Regions from separate parts of the Homo sapiens genome. Here region 1 is linked to region 2. Evidence: read pairs that join two places in POLR2A ChIA-PET (ENCODE). Cell type or tissue: Panc1. All regions are shown on one strand. Links, peaks and the distances in the headings refer to the core of each region. The heading gives the core; the rest is flanking DNA.

What was found. ChIA-PET counts read pairs that join two places held together with the same protein. Peaks named below come from ENCODE experiments on the same cell type or tissue, not always from the same donor. Only the 100,000 strongest peaks of a DNase experiment are listed, where the experiment ranks them.
Region 1: POLR2A ChIA-PET joins it to region 2 with 6 read pairs; 3 of 35 experiments call an interaction of 5 or more read pairs at or near these places.

What each region holds. Positions count from the first base shown.
Region 1 is chr7:55,134,137-55,142,479 of GRCh38, forward strand. It overlaps EGFR (epidermal growth factor receptor), which reads left to right. Exons shown (of 28, transcript NM_005228.5): 2 at 8,150-8,301. Among named protein-coding and RNA genes, the nearest start is that of EGFR-AS1, 51 kb to the right of the region's middle. RefSeq lists an enhancer at 6,845-6,914. In Panc1, for the core only: no CTCF peak of the experiment used is centred there; no DNase peak of the experiment used is centred there; H3K27ac peaks cover 4,727 bases.
Region 2 is chr7:54,808,740-54,817,082 of GRCh38, forward strand. LOC124901636 (a long non-coding RNA gene) reads right to left here and starts at 3,394. Exons shown (of 2, transcript XR_007060327.1): 1 at 3,094-3,394. In Panc1, for the core only: no CTCF peak of the experiment used is centred there; no DNase peak of the experiment used is centred there.

The DNA of each region.
Region 1 (8,343 bases), core at 221-8,220, 330 kb after region 2:
GCAAGGCCCACCCCAGCCACACACAGATACAGTTCCAGGACTCAGAACTCAGCGAGGCCCACCCCAGCCACATGCAGGTCCAGTTCCAGGATTCAGGACACAGTGAGGCCCACCCGAGCCACATCCAGGTCCAGTTCCAGGACTCAGGATTCAGTGAGGCCCACCCCAGCCACACACAGGTCCAGTTCCAGGACTCAGGACTCAGCGAGGCCCACCCCAGCCACATGCAGGTCCAGTTCCAGGATTCAGGACACAGTGAGGCCCACCCCAGCCATATCCAGGTTCAGTTCCAGGTAAATCATCTGCCTTCCTCCGTCCAAAAGCCTTGTTTCCTGTGTGTCCTTGTGTTTAAAATGGAAACGTTATGAGAAACTGCCTGCCAGGGCAAAGGGTGCTGCCCGGCACACAGTAGGGACTCAAAATGAAACTATTGTATTGAATACATAACAGATCAACGGGTATTGCTTTCTGAAATCTTTTTTAGCCCAATTTTGTTTCTTATAGTCCAATAACAGGTCAAATTCATTTCTGATTTACTAGCCATTCAGTTGCCCATAAAAAATGGAAAGTGATTTAAGATTATTAGTTTAAAAACCAATGAAGGTAAAACAGTTATCATTGAAGGCACATAGGCAGAAATAGATTGCAATAGTTGCTGCCATGTGAAGCCTCAGTGTCATGCTCCATATTTAGAGAGATCTATGATTTCTGAGGCCCTTTCATGTCCATGATCTCAGTACTGCTCACAACTGCCCTGTGAAATTCGCCGAGCTGGCCCCATGTCAATCAGAGTACACTGAGCACTGAGACCCAGCATGTTGAGATAACTGGCTAGAGATCATCCCATAATGGTACCATCACAATCTTCACACTGTAGAAGTTTGATGATGTCACTGGAAGCATATTCCACAGTCCCTTGTGAACTGGCCTTCCTGTGATCAGAAGCATCAGTGAACTCCCAAGAGGGTGGGAACTCCCAAGAGGTATTCTCACTCTACTTAGTGTATATTTTACAAATCACAAGCTTGGCTTTGGATTCTTTTAATGGCTAGAAGGAGAATCATGGGGTTGGAAGTCCACCAGTTTGGGTATTCTGTTCCCTAACTCAAAATAAAGAGATGTTATTTTCAAGTCTTCTGCTTGTTAACTTAATTAGAGATACATGAGTTTGCAGCTGTGCTGGGCATGCCGCAGCTTGGCATGTTTAGTCCAGAAGGCATATTATAATGTACATGGAAGATTGTCAGAAATTCAAAAGGACTTTTTGAGTATCACATGTGTATTTTCAAGTTCCAATATAGATTCACATTCAGTTTGACAGGTATCTTTGGATGCCTATCAGTTAAGAACTATTTATTAGTTGTGGAATAAAATAGGGTAAAATAAGGAACAACTGAGGAAAAAACATAAAATTTGCTTTGTGAATAAAAGTTGTCTTCAAAATTATGACTTTTTCCATCCCACAAAAGTTTTGATTAAACCCACAATGAAAATTTAAATAAGTGTATTTACTTTGGTTTAACCACTTATTTCATTATGACTCACAACTATAGGTTTTCTAGTTTCCATTATTACAAACTATTGTGTGGTTTAAATCAATTTCATAGACTAGTCTAGTTCTATAGTCACAATTTATAAAATTTTTTTATGTGGTAAATTGAGTGTCTTCATAGATGTACATGATTATTTCTCAATTTTTAAGGAATGTATTTTTTAAGATAGCCTTCTTTAGCCTTCTTTAACACTGATTTTTGTAAATTTTTTACAGATTTTTTTAAATTTTTGGTAATTTTTTAGCATAAAGTAATACATGGTCACTATGGAAAACATAAAAACACAAAAACTATGAAGAGTAAATAAGAAAAACACCCAGAAATTTACCATTCAGAAAAGGTCATTGTTAACAACACGGTGTATCTTCCTCCTGTCATGCTTCCGTGCATTTGAGCACATTTGAGATGTGTATACATGTTCACTTTGAGATTTTAGTATAGCAAAAGAAATGACCGGTCCTGATTCAATGAAACCTCTGGCAAACTCGCTATATTTTCCTTACATATTTTTAAGTTCATCCTATAAATGAACTATCCATTCATCTTATTTGAGATTTTCTTAAATCTTTCAGCAAGAAAGCGGGAAAAAAATCCTCCTCTGGCCTTTAAAGCCTAATTAAATATATGACTAAGCTAGAAATATTTTATAATGACCAACCAGAAAGTGGCAAGGACTGTCACTCTTCCCATACAGCCCACCTCCTCCTCTATCTCCCTCAGGCACACGGAAACGAGAAAGGCAGAGAAACCCAGGACAAGTCATCCAAGACTTTGGTCACATGGCCATCCATTGCTTTCACAACAAAAATATAAATCCAACATGTGTGTGTGCATTTCATACCAGTAGGTCCAATAAGCTATCTATATATACACATATGTGTACACACACACACACACATCCTTACAGACACTCCCCAGCTTACTACAGTTTGACTTAAGATTTTTTGACTTTACGATGGTGTGAAAGCAATGCACATTCAATGGAAACCATACTTCTAATGTTGAATTTTTTATCTTTTCTTGGGTTAGTTGATGTCTGATATGTTACTTTCTTGCGATGCCAGGCAATGGCTGGGAGCCAGAGCTCCCAGTCAGCCATGCAATCAAGAGGCTAAACAGCTGATACTATACAGTGGACTGTGTCACCAGCATTTTGGGGATATTGTGTTTTGTGTTTTTGAATCCTATCATGTCTACAAAATGCCATTTTCGACTGCTATTTTCAATTTAGGGTGGGTTTATCAGGACATAACCCTATGGAAAGTTGAGGACCATCTGTATATCTGGTAGGGAAAGATGGATAACAAATTCATAGGCAAATAATAATTTCATGATTATTATTAAGTTATTCCTACTTAATAATAAGTAGTGATCACTGCCAGGGAGCAGAGAATGCAGGATAATGTGACAGATGTAATGGTGGGTACTTAAGCTAATGTAGTTGCAGAACAGGCTTTTCTAGAGGGTAGGCCTTTAAGCGTACCTCGAAGATGCAAAGGAAGCAAAGATGCGAAGATCTGGGCTGGGGATGGAAGCAGAGACAACTTGGAGGCCAAGGGGAGAGACTGACAACAGCCCAGCTCATACCTCAGCAGCCTTTAATGCATAGCTAAGAAAACAACAAATTAAAACAATTATAGTTTACTTAGACGATTCTAAGTGTCTAAGTGGATTTGGGCAAATCTGGAGAAACTTGTTCTAATACTGTGTCTTAATAAGTAATATAGATTTGCCCAGGCTTGTGGGCAGAGTGGTATACACCCCATAATAGCAGAGGAAGGCCACAGGGCCTACCCTACAAAACCAGAGGCATTTAAAAACTTAAAGGAGGCAGATTGCTTTTATTTTCAGTTAAAATAAAGTGAGGAGTTTCTCAAGAAAAATAATAACGAGACCACCGGCCCGCCCTAGATGTCCAACAAGAATGCACAGATAACTTCGTATATCCACTTTCCTGAACCTGCCCCTGACAGCCAAGTGGAGCACAACAACAGAGATGAACCTCAAAACTACTGTGCTGTGACATAAGGCTTGCTCAAGAGGACAGTGTGGTGTGAGTCCATCTATGTTCTAAAGCAAGCAAAGCTATTCTGTAGTGAAAATGGATCAGGACAGCAGTTGCCTCTGGTGTATGGGGGCAGGGATCGACTGGGAGGGGCATGAGGGATGACAGTTAGGGTTTCGATCATGACAGGAATTCAGATTACTCCAGCATGTGCATTTGTTAAAGCTCATCAAATGCTACACTTAAGATTAATCCTCTCACAGTTTGTGGATGTTACCTTAAAAACAACAATGATGACTGCAAACTAATATTGAACTCTGGTTAGTGATATACCAATGTGAAGTATAGTGATATCTCTACTTTACTTTAAAATGCATCCAAAGGCAGACTAGAGGACCATATCTGACAGACAGAAAAATAGATATGTGATAAGGTGAATGTAGTAAAATGCTAACATAAGGATGTTTGCGGTACAATTCTTTCAGCTTTTCTATACATTTATAAATCATAATAAAATTTTAGGACAAAAAGTTAGTGCTTTGAAGTCCTAAGTCATAGGGCCTGCTGCTCTTGATGCAGTAGAATTTGTCTTCAGATTTGCAAAGGGTAAGGCAAACCACTAGCATTTTGTATGGAACTTGATGCAAATACTTTTAATTGTCTGGTTTTCAAATGTATAGACTTAAAGTAATATCAACTCTTTCTTTGAATCAACTACTGAAATACCTAGTCTTAAATAAATATTTTTATGTAATCCTTAAAGTACTATGTATTCATTTTTCTTTCTTCTTTCTTTTCTGGTTTGATAAATATTCTATAAAGTAACTGTGTTTAATGGCCAACATTTGAGTAAGTCCATATGCAGATCCAAACATCTCAGTTTAGACAATAACTTAAGACAATATAGAGTGGCTGACATCCCCTAACGTGGGTCCAGATGCATGTTATGTTATGTTTCTGTTGCATTCTCAATAGTTAACTTTAATAAAAGAAAGTCAAAAGCTTATATATTTTTTCAATCTTCAAAACATTTCTGGGAGGTTGTCTTAGTTAATTTTATGTTGCTATACCCATATCACAGACTGGGTAATTTATAAAGAAAATAAATGTATTTGGCTCATGGTTCTGGTGGCTGGGAAGTCCAAGAGCATGGCATTGGCATCTGCTTGGCAGCTGGTGAGGGCCTTCATGCTGTGTCAATCTATGGTGGAAGGTCAAGAGAGCATGCATGTGAGGTGGTGGGGAAGAGAAAAAGCGGGTTTAACTCATCCTTTTATCAGGGACTCACTCCCGTGATAGCTAACCCATTCTTACATGAATGGCATTAATCCATTCCTTAGGGCACAGCTCTCATGACCTAATTATAATACCTCTTAAAGTTTCCACCTCTCAACACTGTTGCATTGGTGATTAAGTTTCCAATAAACGCACTTTGGAAAACACATTCAAACCACAGCAGAGATCAACGTTATTGTCACCATTTTCATATTTGAGGAAAGCATGGCACAGAGAGCTTGGAGAAGTACTTCAAGGTCACCCAATGAGGAAGTGGCTAAACAAAAACCTTATCTTAAATTAATTAAAAACCTCTTGCTCTTTGCAGTTTTGTCTTAAATCTACCTAATTTGTGACTGTAATTTTTAAGTAATTTACTCATATAAGTGGTCTCACATTAAATTTTCTCATTGCTTTATATTTCTAACATGAGATATTTGGTATAAGGATGGAACCAAGATCATACCTTGTTTTAATTAGAAAACCTAGACCAAGTCATTGTGATCCTCATCCTAGATTTCAGTTAAATGCTGCTGTCTCCTTTTGGGTATGTGACAGGGGAAAGCCTCAGAAGAAACAACCTTATGTGTTTTCTTTTGATACTTTAGTAATTAACCCAGGATAGTATTCAAGATTGACATGCCTTATATTGAATCAAATAGCATATCAACTGCCTTCTTATTCTCAAGTATAGACATGTTGGGTAATTGGGCATTTAAGTTTCTTTGCAATTTTTTCCATTATTAACAAAATTAATGAGCAACATTCTGCATAAGGTCTGTTTCCTCAGAATACGTTTCCCAAAGTGGAATCATCATGACGTAGAATTTAAGCATACTTACTTGTTTAAACAAATTGTCCAGTTGCTTCCCAAAATGTTTTGTGAATTAAGATTTACATCAAGAATATGTAATGTTGTTACTGTCTCCCAAATACAGGATCTTTTTCTGAATATAAAAGTTATACATGCTAATTGTAGACAATGAAGGGTCATTATCCTCATAGATAATGAAGTGCTTCTAATACTTGTGCTTTTATTCATTTATTCAAAAAGTGCTAAATAAGCCCTGAAGGGGCTTTTGGGGGGTCATTTGGGGCTTATTTAGCACTTTTTGAATAAATAAATAAAAGCACAAGTACAGTTTTTTTAAAATACTGTTTTCTATAATAGATTAATCTTAAATGGCATGTTTTCCTTTATTTTACTGACAAAAGTTACTTACTCTGTGATTGAATAATAAAAATTCTTTGGTTCAGCTGAGAGAAACTTGCAAGCTGACGTCCTTGATTATTTAAAATGAAAGCAGCTGCCTGTTTTCATCTCTCTGCATCCTGAGGAAACTCTTCTGCAACGTGTTCCAGCCCTAGGTTCTAGCTGACCCTGTTCATCTGTTTGGCACGAGGGGCCCAACTAACACTTGCGGCTACCTGGACGACAGCCAATCTAGTTGGAATGAGAGTTAGAGGCCATAGTCTGTCAGCTGGGAAAGCAGCTTTTATTCCAAGGTGTGCCAACCGAAAGGCCACATGTTATTGTCACAACCTGGTACCTACATCAGTGCTGACATCTTTAAGAACCTTAGAATTGGGAAATCAGTTTAGCCCTATCTGCATGTGTAGCCGACAACCACACAATTGTTCCAACTTGAGGTTGCATTCAGAGCAACCTCATTTCCCCCATACTCCTGAGGAAAAGCAGACCAGAGACGCTGGGTCAATCCAGAGTTATGGTTGGAAAAATGATGGAATAATTCTGCCCCTGGTGATAGGAGAGAGGGACTCCATCTTGTCAACTGTCATGGTTCCCATGTGAAAGCTATCATTATCACTGAAATTGAATGAGAACACAGAAGGGAAGAACAGGGAAATCCCCACAGAGTTAAAGAGGATGTGAAGATTGCTTCATGTTTAATGTTTGTGTAAGTGCTTTGGGTTGGTTATGTGCTGTCTGAACATGTGCTCATTTCCATGGCTCATTGAGAGGGCAGACAGTCCAATGATACTCTTTAGAATCATTCCCATGGGGAAGGAACAAAGAAGCCTGTAAAATAGAAATGCACATGTAAAAAGCATTGAAGAAAGTGCCAGTGTATTGATTTTGGCCATGGTTTGTGCTCTACCACCTGGTTACTGTGATTGCAGAAGTGCCTTTGCAGATGAGGAAGAACCTGGCCAAGGCTCAATCCAACATCCAAAGCCAGAGGCCATATTTCTTCACTCTTAAGATAATTTGGGTTCAAATTATAGTCCCTTTACACACTCTCTGCCTCAAAAGGCCCAAGACTCTCTTTTGTTATGCTTGCCTAAACATGCCTTTCAAAGAACTAGTTCTGTAAATACAACTTTATTATAAACCTCTCCTTTGCTTTTAAAAATGGATCACCACGTCCATTTCTATGGTCCAACTTTGTCCCTTAATTTAAAATTTTTTCTTGGATTAAGTTTGATGCCTTGAAACATTAGGAACTCAAGCATACAAGATTGTATGCTGGTGGTGAGGGAAGTAACTGTGCCTCCGCCTGTGCTGGGTGGATCAACATGGAGTGTGGACGAGCATAGGGATGTGTGGGTTTCTCACTAGCTGAGAGTGTTTTTAAATGTTGTATTTTGATGTTTGTTATTTTCTGAATATTCTACAGTTAGACCTTTGATTTATTCTTTGATGCATTCATTTGAATAATATTTTTAATCTCCAGCCAGTTAGGTTTTTAATTTACACTTTTGTCCCTGATTTTAGGTGTAGTGTTGTGTACACTACTGCCCAGTGTATGTTATGTTTGTAAACATTCATTGCACGCACAACAATGTGACTCACAATATTTTTGAGAAGTAAAAAGTTCATTATATAGTTATTAACTCAACCCTACAGTTATATTCGTGAAATACCTTGTGAAATTTATTTTTTGCCTACTGGAGCTCTTACAGGTTAATCCTGTCTTCAAGATTTTCATAGAATTTTCATCTACCACCCACCCCTTTAAATTTCAACATTTTTTTATTTTGGCATTTTAATGCAATTCAATGCATTATAGGGACAAGCTATCTCTTATTATGAATTGCACCTTATATAAACTTAAAGATCTTTTATCACAAATTTCTTTGCTGTGTCCTTTAGTGAGAATTTGTATTATCAGTCACTAAAGCTCACTAAGTTAGTAAGCTTTGCGCCCAGATGACCTGGGCAGGAATGGGTGAGTCTCTGTGTGGAGAGAGTGAAGAAACTGCTACCCTTAATACCTGGACCTTGAGGGATTGTTTTATTTTAGTTTTTCTGCATTTCTCAGTATTTCATGTGATATCTGTCTTTTTCTTCCAGTTTGCCAAGGCACGAGTAACAAGCTCACGCAGTTGGGCACTTTTGAAGATCATTTTCTCAGCCTCCAGAGGATGTTCAATAACTGTGAGGTGGTCCTTGGGAATTTGGAAATTACCTATGTGCAGAGGAATTATGATCTTTCCTTCTTAAAGGTTGGTGACTTTGATTTTCCTACACAAATAAAATTGGAGAAA
Region 2 (8,343 bases), core at 164-8,163:
CATCTTCGTAAGCTGAGGATGTATGTCGCCTCAGGACCCTGTGATGATTGCGTTAACTGCACAAGTTGTTCGTAAAGCATTTTTGTTTGAACAATATGAAATCTGGCCACCTTAAGAACAGGATAACAGCAATTTTCAGGGAACAAGGGAGATAACCTTAAAGTCTGGCTGCCTGTGGGCCAGGCAGGACAGCCATATTTCTCTTATTACCAAAAACGGGTAAGAGAAATATCACTGACTTTTTTCCCTGGTAAGGAATATTAATAATTAACAGCCCTGGGAAAAGAATGCATTCCCCGGCAGAGGGGGGCCTCTAAAATAGCCACTCTGGGGGGTGTCTGCCTTGTGCAGTTGCAGATAAGGGATGAAACATGCCCTGGCCTCCTGCAGCACCCCCAGGCTTGCTAGGATTAGGAAATTCCAGGCTGGCAAATTCTAGTCGGACCGGTTCTCTGCTCTTGAACCCTGTTAAGATGTTTATGACAATGCGTGCACAGTGGGACGTGGAACTTCATTAGTAATTCTAGTTTTGCCCTGACCTTGTGATCTCGTCCTGACCTTCTGCCTTGTGATCTTTTGTTGCCCTTGAACCATGTGATCTCTGTGACCCACACCCTATTTGTACACTCCCTCCCCTTTGAAAATTGCTAATAAAAACTTGCTGGTTTTACAGCTCAGGGGGCATCACGGAACCTGCCGACATGTGATGTCTCCCCCGGACACCCAGCTTTAAAATTTCTCTCTTTTGTACTCTTTCCCTTTATTTCTCAGACCGGCCAACATGTAGGGAAAATAGAAAAGAACCTATGTTGAATTATCGGGGGCTAGTTCCCCCGATATTTTTGTGTTGGCTAAATTTAATACTCAGTTATAGCAATTTTTTTGAGACAGGGTCTCACTACGTTGCCCAGGCTGGCACAGTGGTACAATCTCGGCTCACCACAACTTCTGCCTCCTGGGCTCAAGCTATCCTTCCACATCAGCCTACTGAGTACTTGGGACTACAGGCATGACCCCACACCTGGCTAATTTTTTGTTTGTTTTTTGTAGAGACAATGTCACTATGTTGCCTAGGCTGGTCTCAAACTCCTGGGCTCAAGCGATCCACTTGCCTTGGCCTTCCAAAATGCTGGGATTACAGGCATGAGCCATCATGCCCAGCCAGTTATAGCAATTTTCTTATCATTTGGTTTAGCATTCAATAAATGCTAGTTAATATTTCTGTTGACAAATATTTTCAGAGTTAGCAGATAACTAGACAGAGGAAATCAGCCTAAGTGAAACAAATGACAATTTGACCACTAATACATTTAAATTTGCTAAAGTCAAATACATTTCAGTGTATTAAAATAGATTTTCATCTCGGTTTTAAAGGTCTCTGGTGAAAGACCCCAGATAGATGTGGAAATGTTTTGAAGTAAAGTCAGTGCTGGACATAAGTTCTCAGATCTGATGGGTGAACTCACTTAGATCGAAGCAACGTGGGATCAAAGCCACTTACAAAATTGCAGTACACTCTGAATTTTAGAATAAAGACATTCTTAGGGACACATAAATAAAATCACACTGTTCTCTGAAGTTAGACTGTCATGTAGATGGTTGGTGCCAATTAACGTTATTACTGGTAAATGTTCTACTGAGGAGGACAGATTAAACCATCTGTTTAGACTGTGAGATATTCCTTCAGCAGTGAGGTAGGAATCCTTCCTGCCACCTTTTAACAAAGGACAATATCATTCTGTGTCTTACTGGTATACACGTTATGAAAGATTATTTCACTTCCTTACACATGCTCAATGGGGTTTCCAAGTTTCCAGAAATGTTTTCTTCTTCCTAAGAAAATTAGTTCTTATCCATCTTAAATATTTTCTTACCAATTCATTGAGGTTCTCAAAACAATGAAATGAATCATTGAAGAAATGCTCCTACACAGACAGAAAAACACCTATAATTCTTGCTGATCAGAGTTCTTTACAGAGGAAATTCCAGAATACATGTTAGTCTGCAGAGTACTCCTAAGATCTTCTAAAGGGCTATTAATTTAAAAATACATAAACAAAATAATGTCAATACAATTTTCCTCAGCCCCTCCTAGAGGCCCCTGGCTCATTTGTTTGTAAACACCTTTTCCCTGCTGTTCTCATGTTAGCATATCTTCGCATCGTTACTATAGTTGGTATCATTTTGTTTATGATTTTTTTTATTTTTACACACACAAAAATATTTTGCTATATCACTAATTTTTTGTGTTGGCCAAAGCATTTCACGGAGAAGAACACACACACATGCACACACACACACACAGAAATGTCGCCTTTTATCATAAACATGGTAGTTGAAGAATGATCAGAAATCACCTTTCTGTTCTCAGGGATTTATAGAAACATAATGAAAACCCAAAACAGGAAGCATTGCTTTTTCTGCAAAGAGGAGATTCCCATCGTATGAGGTCTTGACACAGTTATTCTATTTTCTTTGAAGTAAATGTGAGTTTGTGTGTTTAATTCCACTCTGGGGCTTTCCTGTTTCTTTTTATAGAGTGTCTCTACTTCCATCAAATATGGCTTTTCACATGTTTTTTACTTTAACTGTGGCTTTATGGGAATAAGATTCTTAACCAAGTATATACAGACAATTTCCTGTAAAGTTTCCTGACTTTATGCAGGTCTCCATTATGAACACTGATTGATAAAAATCTACTAAGAGAAATTGTAGTGCCTGTCATCCCCGCTTCACCCTAAACTCATTTCCTGCCAGGCCAAACTCTTGAAATAGTTCAAGCACAGTAATCCTAAGAATACAACAAATTACGTGCTGATCTCATTGGAGAGCATTAAGTTTGTGGTTTGCCAGGAGTTCATTTCTAAGTAATGCTAAGATAGATCACTTGCCAAAAAAAATAAAAAATAAAAAAAGCTATTTAATGTTTCAGTTGAGCAGTGATTTATTTTCAAAAATATTTCCAGATGTTCCAATTCACCTACACTTTATAAGGCCACATTTCTAAAAGCAAGTGGCATTGACTTCCAGCTACTCCATCAAGTTATCCACTTTTGTTTAATTCGTTGAAAGAAAGATGCCTATTTATCTCACCTCAGGGTCTTCTTGGTGCGGGAAGTCCCCAGGGTAGATGTCCTGAGAGTCAACAGTGAAGCCGCATGGGGAGACTTGTGCCACATCTGCTTCCAGTCAGTCCCTCTGCTGAGGGCCACAGGGCCGCTGCTGCTCGTGAGAATTCCGGCTCTCATGGCCTCCCACTGCCAAAGAGAAGAAAGGGCCAAACTGCCAAGTGACCTTCATCATACCACATGCTTCTCAGTGTAAACACGTTCCTGGGGACGTATACTAAAGTCAGAATGGTATACCTTTCCTTCATTCCACTGTCAGAGAGTATGTATGCATTCCTCAGACTGGGGTTTTAAACCTTGGCTCTCGCTCAAATGTGAAGTAATCAGAAGTGATATGTTGATAAATTGTCTACTTGTTTGATGTAAGCAGGGAAAAGCCATTTTCCATGTAGAGTTTGAAAATCATACTTAGTTTACTTACACTAAGTACAAAGAAAGTTCCACCCTCCTACTGAATAGGAGACTTATTGAACCTGCTGCTTGACAGTTGCTTAAAAATATTTTAATATTAGCTGTAGGCTCCTAGAAACAAAAAGTGTATTTATAAAAAAATTACATTTTAGGCCAGGCACGGTGGCTCACACCTGTAATCCCAGCACTTTGGGAGGCTGAGGCGGGTGGATCACGAGGTCAGGAGAACAAGATCATCCTGGCTAACATGGTGAAACCCCGTCTCTACTAAAAATACAAAAATTAGCTGGACGTGGTGGTGGGTGCCTGTAGTCCCAGCTACTAGGGAGGCTGAGGCAGGAGAATCGCTTGAACCCAGGAGGTGGAGGTTGCAGTGAGCTGCGATCACGCCACTGCACTCCAGCCTGGTGACAGAGCTAGACTCTGTCTCCAAAAAAAAAAAAAAAAAAGACATTTTATAAAATGATCTTTCTCTGCAGAAAGCTGGCTAGTAATGGATATTCAGTGGGTTAATTATACTTACTGTAAATGGGATTCTAATTTACTGACATTAAGTGCACATTGCTTTTGGAGTAATATCCAATTAATACATTACCCATTAAGAGTCCTCTTCACAGGGCCTGTAATGCCTACTGCACAGTTCACTGACTTAAGTGTACAGTGTGCACACATGGGGCTCTGAGAAGCTTCTGCTTAGATCCCTGTCTGAGCTAAGACTCTGTGGTAGTGTGGAATGATGATCAACACTCCTTTGGACTGGCCAGATGCGAATTCAAACCAGCTCTACCTATCGTTCACTGGCTATGCGAACTTAATGTCTCCTCACTTGTAAAATGCAGATATTACATCTTCTCACCACTGTGAGCAATAAGGCACTAAACTAGCATGCTTAATACGGTCTCTGGAACATCATAAGTGCTCAATATAGAATCCTATTTTTATTACAATTATCATTTTTCCATTTGTTTTCATCAACTACAGACCATCTTAATTATCTATTGTGGAATTCTACTGCATGTCTCCTTGAACAAGAATTAATTATTTACAAAAAAAAAAAAAGAAAGAGAAGCCAGTATTCTTTTCTCAAGCTATATCATGTATTCAGTCTTTTTGAAATGTCATCTTTTCCTTGATTACCTCAAGAACATTATTTTCTGGGTTGGTTGTGGATCTTTTTCATCAGAGACCTTCCACTATAGGAGATGTTCTCTCCTGTGTTACCAGAAGTCACAAGTTAGAAAGCCTGGGCACACTGCCCTGCTGGGCGCCTTCGGGAGACAGCTGCACAGGACAGCTCTGAACTGGATGGGACTTCCTTAGAGCATTGCTGTGGTTTTTGTCTCTGTTTTACACCCCACCCTGAATTCTAGCTAGCTCATGTGCATGTGCAAACCGCAGAATATTGGATGTAAAATTGGAAAGCTCACACCGTGAAACTTGCCAGGAAGAGTGTCGCTGTGTTTACAGAAAGTAAAATGGTGTTGAACAGTGTTGAACAACGATTTTGAACAATGGAGCAGCCATTTTCAGCTCTGGTGCAGTGCAGAAAGCAACTCTTCCTGCCAGACAGACTTAAAACCTCCAGCTTCCTTTTCTGATTTGCCTTCAGCTAGGCCTGTGTGCTTCTGCTTTTTATTCATTTCATGGGAGTTACGCTTTCCTGCATCTTTCTGCAGACTCCTTCACATAGAAATTTTCCTAGACAAGGTCATCATTTGTAAGCCCTCCTTTGTCTTTGGTTTGCAGCTACCTGTTGAAAATAGGTCCACATTGGTTTATTTCTACCACAGATTTTGGATTGAGGAAGATGCATCAGGTGCAGTCTGGGAAGAGTGACCATTTGTCCTCGTATGTCAGACTGCAGCTCCTATTCCAACATAATTAATAGTGCACTTTTACTTGCTAAGTGATCTAGTTTAGAAAATACACTATATGATCACCCTGAATCTCAGCCCCCAGAAAGGGTGAACATAAAGTCATCAATTTTATTACTGCTCATGGCACTGCCCCTCTCCGTAGTGAGGAGACTTGCAGGAATAGGTTGATTTGCATCTTCCTGGATTTGTTTATGTTTATCCTTTTGTTTGTTTCTCCAGTTGGAGTATGTTGCAATGAACCGCTCACGGAATGGAATCACGGAAGAACTTATTGGAAGGGGAACCAAGGCAGCTCCAAGGTTTTCCACTCAGGGGCTCGTGGCTGTCCCCATAGAGTGCTTCTACTGATACACTGAGGGGCCCATAATTTCCACTTTGTAGGTTCATACGTTTCTAGATTCTCAGCTCCAAATTACACAATCCTGGCACAAAATTCGACTGGCTGAGTTTGAGTTAAATATTTACTGACTCTAGCAGGAGGCAGGGCTCCTTACCACAGACAGGGTGGTTGGCAGCAACCACTGTGTATTGGGAGAGTTTTCAGAGAAAAGTGAATTGGAGTCAGGCAGCCATCCTAAGTGGTGTCTACTCCATTTATTTTTTCTTTTTCAAATTTATTTAATTTTATTTTTTTTTATTTCAATAGGTTTTTGGGGAGCAGGTGGTGTTTGATTACATGAATAAGTTCTTTAGTGGTAATTTCTGAGATTTTGGTGCACCCATCACCTAAGCAGTGTACACTGTACCCATTGTGTAGTCTTTTATCCCTCACCACCCCCACCCTTTCCCCCATGTCCTCAAAGTCCAGTGTATCATTTTTATGCCTTTGCATCCTCATAGCTTAGTTCCCATACATGAGTGAGAACATACAATGTTTGGTTTTCCATTCCTGAGTTGCTTCACTTAGAGTAATAGTCTCCAATTCCATCCAGGTTGCTGCAAATGCCGTCATTTTGTTCCTTTTTATGGCTGAGTAGTAGTACATGGTATATATATGCCACATTTTCTTTATCCACTTATTGACTGATGGGCATTTGGGCTAGTTCCGTAATTTTGCAATTGCAAATTGTGCTGCTATAAACGTGTGTGCAAGTATCTTTTTCATATAATGACTTCTTTTCTTTTGGGTAGATACCCAATAGTGGGATTGCTGGATCAAATGGTTGATTTACTTTTAGTTCTTTAAGGAATCTTCACACTGTTTTCCACAGTGGTTGTACTAGTTTACATTCCCACCAACAGTGTAAAAGTGTTCCCTTTTCACCACATCCACACCAACATCTATTAAAGATTTGTTATTTTCGCTTAGTCTTGCTTTAACTATGTGGGCTCTTTTTTGGTTCCATATGAATTTTAGGATTTTTTTTTTCCTAATTCTGCGAAGAATGATGGTGGCATTTTGATGGGAATTGCATTGAATTTGTAGATTGCTTTTGGCAGTATGGTCATTTTCACAATATTGATTCTACACATTCATGAGCATGGGCTGTGTTTCCATTTGTGTTGTCTATGATTTCTGTCAGCAGTGTTTTGTAGTTTTCCTAGTAGAGGTATTTCACCTCCTTGGTTAGGTATATTCCTAAGTATTTTAATTTTTTTTGCAGCTATTGTGAAAGGTGTTGAGTTCTTGATTTGATTTTCAGCTTGGTCACTGTTGGTATGTAACAGAGCTACTGATACGTGTACATTAATTTTATATCCTGAAATTTTGCTGAATTCATTTACCAGTTCTAGGAGCTTTTTGAATGAGTCCCTAGGGTTTCTAAGTATATGATCATATCATCAGCAAACAACGATGGTTTGACTTTCTCTTTACCAATTTAGATGCCCTTTCTTTCTTTCTCTTCTCTGATTGCTCTGGCTAGAACTTCTAGTACTCTGTTGAATAGAAATGGTGAAAGTGGGCATCCTTGTCTTGTTCCAGTTCTCAGGGGGAATGCTGTCCACTTTTCCCTGTTTAGTATAATGTAGGCTGAGGGTTTGTCATAGATGGCTTTTATTACCTTAAGGTATGTCCCTTCTATCCCAATTTTGCTGAGATCTTTAATCATAAAGTATTGCTGGATTTTCTCAAATGTTTTTTCTTCATCTATTGAGATGATCATGTGATTTTTGTCTTTAATTCTGTTTATGTGGTGTATCACATTTATTGACTTATGTATGTTAAACCATCCGTGCATCCCTGGTATAAAACCCAATTGATCATGGTGGGTTATCTTTTTGATATGCTGTTGGATTTGGTTAGCTAGTATTTTGTTGAGTATTTTTCCATCTATGTTCCTCAGGGATATTGGTTTGTAGTTTTCTTTTTTTGTTATGTCCTTTGCTGGTTTTGGTATTAGGGTGATACTGGCTTCATAGAATGACTTAGGGAGGACTCCCTCTTTCTCTATCTTTTAGAACAGTGTTAATAGGACTGGTACCAATTCTTCTTTGAATATCTGATAGAATTCAGCTGTGAATCCGTCTGGTCCTGGACCTTTTTAAATTGGCATTTTAAAAATTACCATTTCAAGCTCACTGCTTGTTACTGGTCTGTTCAGACATTCTATATTTTCCTGGTTTAATCTAGGAGGATTTTATATTTCCAGGAACTTATCCATCTCCTCTAGGTTTTCTAGTTTATGTGTATAAAGCTGTTCATAGTAGCCTTGAATAATCTTTTGTACTTCTGTGGTGTCAGTTGTAATATCTCCTGTTCCATTTCTAATTGAGTGTATTTGGATCTTCTCTCTTCTTTTCTAATGGGCTATCAATTTTATTTATCTTTTCAAAGAACCAGCTTTTTGTTTCATTTATCTTTTGTTTTTTTTGTTGTTGTTGTTGTTGTTGTTTCAATTTCATTTAGTTCTGCTCTGATCTTGGTTATTTATTTTCTTCTGCTGGGTTTGGGTTTGGATTTTCTTGTTTCTTCTCTAGTTCTGAGA